Linked DNA regions of Homo sapiens: region 2 is linked to region 1. A link is a contact called in ENCODE Hi-C or POLR2A ChIA-PET data. All regions are on one chromosome and are shown on one strand. The core of a region is the stretch at or near the end of the contact, and the rest is flanking DNA. Distances in the headings are between cores, read along the strand shown. Region 1 overlaps LINC00616 (long intergenic non-protein coding RNA 616). Region 2 overlaps LINC00499 (long intergenic non-protein coding RNA 499).

Region 1 (3,007 bases), core at 368-2,867:
TGGTAGCTCACGCCTGTGATCCCAGGACTTTGGGAGGCTGAGGCGGGAGGATCACGAGGTCAGGAGATCAAGACCATCCTGGCTAACATGGTGAAACCCCGTCTCTACTAAAAATACAAAAAATTAGTTGGGCGTGGTGGCACGCGCCTATAGTCTCAGCTACTTGGGAGGCTGAGGCAGGAGAATCGCTTGAACCTAGGAGGCAGAGGTTGTGGTGACCTGAGATAGCGCCACTGCACTCCAGCCTGGGTGACAGAGCAAGACTCCATCTCAAAAAAAAAAAAGTAAACATTGATAAACCAGGAGTTAAAAAAAGCAAATTTCCTTGCAATAAAAGTATGATAAAATGTCACTAAAATACCATAAATTAAATTTGTATATTATTAATTATAGTTTTCAAGCTAGAATTAGTAAGAACACTGGTACCTATTTTTGAATCTTAATGAGATACCCAGCAAAGTGCCAAGGTTATTCTTTGGTAAATATGAACAAGATATGAAATATGAAAGCACCTGAATTTAAGATAAATAAACCTTAGAGGTCACTGGGTCGAGCCTCTTTAATTTGCACAGGAAGTTTAAACTGGGAAAGACATAGATATTTAAATATCCAGGCATTTAAATATTTAAATATCCAGGCATTTTCCCAGCACTGGTAATAAAGGCCAAACCCCTCAATGATGAATATATGTTGCAAGTCGTTTTGATCTGATAGCAAACATGCTGATTCATATTTTCTATTGACTAATCGACATGACATTGCATTACATACTAATCTAAAGGAAAGGCATTCTGAATCACCTCCTTTGTACAGGAGCAAATCTGGACTTGCAAGGAGATTTGCAAATATGAGCTAGTGCTAACACTGCTAAATCTAGTACCTAGGAAGTTAGGAATGAAGAGCAGACAGATCTTGTCCCTGCCTTGTTAACACTGAAATATCAAAGCAAGTCCTCAAGGATCTTACTTGCATTAAGGGCCTTTTGGTCTTGTGATGGGGAGGAAACTGAGGCAGAGCCTTCTGAACTGGAAATGGGAACTCAAAGTATGATGATTAGGGTCCCATGATAAAAGAGGGTTAAAACATCTTTAGTTCTTCAGAAATATGCTCTAGGGCTATAGGAAATGTTCCCACAGTTAGATGGAAGTGAGAGGGCACTATAAGGATCTAGAGGAAGGTAAAGTAAATAGCATTTATTTAGAACTTACTACATGTCAGACACTAAGCTAGATTGCTTGCATTAAAATATTTTCTCGACTCCTCGAAATTCTATGAAGTAGATATTTTTCTCTGAATGTGTGAGTTCCTTTGAGAAGACCACACATAGAATACATACGTTTATTAGTGGGTAGGAAAGATTTCTACTCCAACCCTAACGGAGCCCAAATCAGCTATGGTTATAGAATAGTGATAAAATGCACTTTCCAGAGCCAGACTAGCTGGGTCCAATGCTGGCAGGCCAGCTGAATGATAGAGAGAAGTCACTTCCTGTAAGCATTAGTTTTATCTGCTGTAAGACAGAACTGATAGAGTGTTTGTGGAAGTGAAACCAGGTAATGTGGGTGCAGATCTTAGCCCAGTGCCAGGCATCCAGTGAGATCTCAGCCCCCAGATCTTGCTTGTATTATACATCTTTCCAGCAGATGGAGCAATAAACCTATAAAAGCAGGGTTCTTGAGGGACCCAAAGGCCCAATCTCCTCAGAGGGACAATGGGAAATGTTACAACTTAGGGAAACACTGTTTCCTCTTGGAGAAAGCATTATGATGGCTCATAGCAAACAGTTTGGTTTGGAGCCAACTTCAGAAGACCCAGAAAACCAGTACAAGATCTGGGGACCTCAGAAATCTGTAAGAGGAACACTGATATATGGAAGGCCAGCAACCCTGACACTGGGGACCAAAATAGCCAGTGTTGAGTCAGCCGAGTAGGGCTGCCTGCAACATTTTCTCAGCTCATCACAAACTTCCCAATGTGGAGGAAACTGAACTCCTGAGGCAAGATGGGGGAATAATAATGATAACAGCTAGCACAAATGTTATCATCTCAGAATAGTGTCCTAAGTTAGAAGGAAACTGAGTGGTTAAGTAGCCTTCCCAAGGTCTCAAAGTTAAAAGTGATGAAGCTGAGAGTCTTACTCATTATGGGTTTCTATGGAGGTCCAGAGACACCATCTTAGCTCCCTGGTGCTCTCCTGTGTCCCAGTGAAAGAGTGTCTTAGTCTCCCCAGGGGTCATGGCTTTGAAAAGGAGAGTGTGACACGGAAGAGGAATCTTGTTTTTATAATTTTCTGTCTCAAGTTTCTTCAGGGTCCCTCTACAATAAAGGTACAGAAGATTATTCTCTATATACCCCAACCTCTTTGTCCTTCTCCAGCCTCACCCCAAAAGTGTTTTTGTTTGTTGTTTTTGTATAATTGTGCTTCAGAGTTATGTTTAGAAAGTTCTTCAATGGAAACAAAAAAACAAAAAAGATTTGTTGATGTTTGTATCATTGAGTTTCAGTGAAAGAAGCGGAAGCACTAAGAGATATATACATACATAATAATTTTTAACAGATAGTTGACTTCTCAGAATTGTGAGGCGGGCTTAGTAGTGTCTGTAAACGGTCGCCTTTATGTCTTGTCAGAGATGTTGGAACCAGAGCAATTCCATCTTGAATAGATGCTAGGTAAAATAAGGCTGAGACCTACTGTGCTGCGTTCCCAGGAGGTTAGGTATTCTTAGTTACAGGATGAGATAGGAGGTTGGCACAAGATACAGGTCATAAAGACCTTGCTGATGAAACAGTTTGCAGTAAAGAAGCTGGCCGAAACCCACCAAAACCAAGATGGTGATGAAAGTGACCTCTGGTCATCCTCACTGCTCATTATACTCTAATTATAATTCATTTGCTTACCAAAAGGCACTCCCACCAGTGCCATGACAGTTTACAAATGCCATGGCAATATCAGGAAGTTATCCTATATAGTCTAAAAACTGGAGAGACCCTCAATTCCGGGGTAAAA
Region 2 (3,007 bases), core at 322-2,821, 310 kb after region 1:
GCTATTTTGATTCTGTTTTAAGGTCGCAAATAGTCTGTCATGGAGTTTAGATTGTGAGTCTCCCTGCTAGAAGATGGGTCGCAATTGGAAGAGCGCTTTATATTCCCTGCGCCACTGCCAAATGATCCTAGAGGTTAACAGAAAACAGCAATGGGGCTTCCAAAGACAAGGACTGAATCATATACTTGGTAAGACTAGGAATGATGAGAACATTGTATTCTTCAAACAAAGTAACAGCTAGACAGACAGGCAAAAGAACGAAGAATCTGGCCTCCAAGTAATCCTTAATTATAACCCTGCAACCTAAAAGGACAAGAATATAAAGTGGGTCAAGAAGAAATACATGAATTATATAAGTAAAGAAAACTGAAACACATCTCCAGGCACAAAGCAAGCTAGCTGTAATTTACTACTATAAAATTCAAGAATTTTGTACCCTAGCTTATGCCATTAATCCATAAAGATACCAAAGCCTTCAATATAAAATGATACTAGAAGCTGTAATTTAATTAAGGCTGAGGTACTGTAGTTATTAATTACATGTGAAATAGTAAATATTTAAAATATTTGAAAATTGCTCATATTTCTTAAAATTGAGTAATATGCTATAAATCTCAAAAGGCAGGGTAATTGCAGTCTCCGTGGCAAGTCTGTTTGTACAGCAAAACCTGTATAGCATCTCTGGAGAACTAAGGTATAATCTGCAGCTGTGTAATTGAAGAAGATCTGACACATGGAACTATACAAGTTATTTTCAACTAGCAGAGCTTAGGATATTTTTCTTTCAGAATAAAAGTGCAGAATTCTGGATTATAATTCTATTTCTACCACACTAAAATAGCTCACAAGTGCTTATTCTGTGTTAGAAGCAGGCCTTGAAATGGATAGTCCAAATGTGTGGAATTTCACCACTTTTTGACAATGTAATTTTTGATTAATTTTCCAACACCATAAGCAAAATGCACCTGAACCCATATACACAGTGAATCCTGGGTGGGAATATTGATTTAAATGTGTGTTTGCAATAAGTAAACATCCTGAAACACATCATCTTCCTGTTCACATTAACTGCCTCTATCAAATATTGAAACCAAAGTATTTTGTTATTCAAAAGAATGTTGTTTTATGCCTATGTATGGAGGGTTGTTCCAATCATCTTACAGACTCTAGTGCAATATGAGATACTTGTAAACTTCCATAGCCTATGCTGTATGGAAGCTTTGTAGTTTCTTCTCCACTTCCTTAATCTGAGAGTAGTTGGTTTGTCCCTGAGTTTTCCTGGGTGAATTGACTTTCCACCAAGTGTCATCAAGAGAGTTTGATTTCTGGTTCTTGCCTTAATGAATAAGAGTTGCAATTCCAAGTAGTTAACTGTGGACCACACCCAGGTATACCTCTGAAGTAGCCTTAGCGTAAGTTCAGTTAGTAGATACAACCCAGATCCTCTCTACCTCACGACAATCTAGCTAAAGGAAAGGCCACAGGGCTACCAAGGGCTCCTAAGAAGTTTCCAGCTTTTCATTGGCCATTTGAAAAACATCATATCATTTGTGGGACTTGGAACAATGAGGACTCTGTTCTTCATGAATGGACCTTGAGATTGTTTTACAGGTAAAAGGAGGGAACTCAGCTCATTACAAAGACTTCATTCAAGGGCAGGATGTGGCTGGAAGAGCAGCCTCTCTAAGAACATGGCTTGAAAGGAAATCTGTGAGGAAGTAAGAGAAAATGACTCACAAGCCAGCCACATGCACATCAATGCACGTTAGCAGGATGGCAGATGTCACAGGGAGGTAGAGTGCCCTTGGTGCCTTTTGGATCCCAATATTTTAATTTTTACCCCTTATTGTTATATAGTAATATCCCTAACCCTGCATGTGGCACAATTGCTTTAATAAAAACAGTTATAATGAGTGGATAAAGAAAATGTGGTATATATACACCATGGAACACTACTCAGCCATTAAAAGGAACAACATAATGTCTTTTGCAGCAACTTGGATGGAGCTGGAGACCATTATTCTAAATGAAGTAACACGGGAGTGGAAAACCAAAAATCATATGTTCTCACTCATAAGTGGGAGCTAAGCTATGAGTACACAAAGACATACAGAGTGATATAATGGACTTTAGAGACACAGAAGGAGGAAGGTGGGAGGGGGGCTAGGGATAAAAACACTACACGTTAAGTACAATGTATACTACTCAGGTGATGGGAACACTAAAATCTCAGAATTCACCACTATATAATTCATCCATGTTACAAAAAACCACATGTACCCCAAAAGCTATTGAAATAAAAAATAATAAAGACACTTTTACGAAGATACTAGAATTAGTTCATACAAAACTAGCATGGGAGCTTCTTTGGTAGATGATGAACTCTGTGAGGGAGGGACATATTCACTTTTGCATGCCCAGAATCTAGCATGATATTTGGCAGACAGTGGGTGCCAGAGAAGTGTTTATTAATTTGGATTTTTTAATGTCCCTTAATTGTTTAATGTCTGTCTTCCTTAGCATAGGTATTTCCTAGTCTCTACAAACTGTGAATAATGAGGTATAAAGCACATACTTATGGTAACATCATACACAGTGTCACAAGATTGATCCTAACATAGCTTCACTTTTATGTACCTTTTATTTCACTTATTACATAGATGTGAGTGAACACCCCAAGGAAAGACAGGTGTTAGGGCTTTAGACATATTTAAGAACGTGAACATGCACATTAGCCTATAGTTTGGGAGCAACATAAACACTAGAAAACTTCATTAGTCTCCTTCAAGGGTGTGTTCATAGTAGGTACTCAATAGATGTCAAGTGACTGACTGCTAAAGCAATAATGGGGGCTTTGGGCACTTGTCAAAAATAAAAGCTGAATTAATGATGAGAATAAATTTCTGACCAACATGGGAAAAATACCTGTACTATTAAATCCTAGATAACTATAATTGTGCCCAGGATCCCATTTCTTCCATTCCACTAGCTGATTCAAAAGCAGAGC

The links. Hi-C counts contacts between places; a loop is a spot of excess contacts on that map. ChIA-PET counts read pairs that join two places held with the same protein, here RNA polymerase II (POLR2A). Pooled maps may share reads with other maps.
Region 2: a loop to region 1 is called in a pooled map, with 2.2 times the contacts of the local background. The contact joins two enhancer-like sites. A Hi-C loop is called at or near these places in 1 of 50 pooled maps. POLR2A ChIA-PET finds 5 or more read pairs at or near these places in 2 of 52 experiments (CD4-positive, alpha-beta memory T cell and PC-3).

What each region holds. Positions count from the first base shown.
Region 1 is chr4:138,034,299-138,037,305 of GRCh38, forward strand. The region is part of intron 8 of LINC00616 (long intergenic non-protein coding RNA 616); the gene reads right to left. The region is part of intron 3 of LOC105377447 (a long non-coding RNA gene); the gene reads left to right. Among named protein-coding and RNA genes, the nearest start is that of SLC7A11-AS1, 53 kb to the right of the region's middle. Within about 2 kb of position 1,618, at least 2 of the 41 ENCODE cell types and tissues checked have a DNase peak (open chromatin) inside an H3K27ac peak, as active enhancers do.
Region 2 is chr4:138,346,645-138,349,651 of GRCh38, forward strand. The region is part of intron 1 of LINC00499 (long intergenic non-protein coding RNA 499); the gene reads left to right. Among named protein-coding and RNA genes, the nearest start is that of LINC00498, 35 kb to the left of the region's middle. Within about 2 kb of position 1,572, at least 3 of the 41 ENCODE cell types and tissues checked have a DNase peak (open chromatin) inside an H3K27ac peak, as active enhancers do.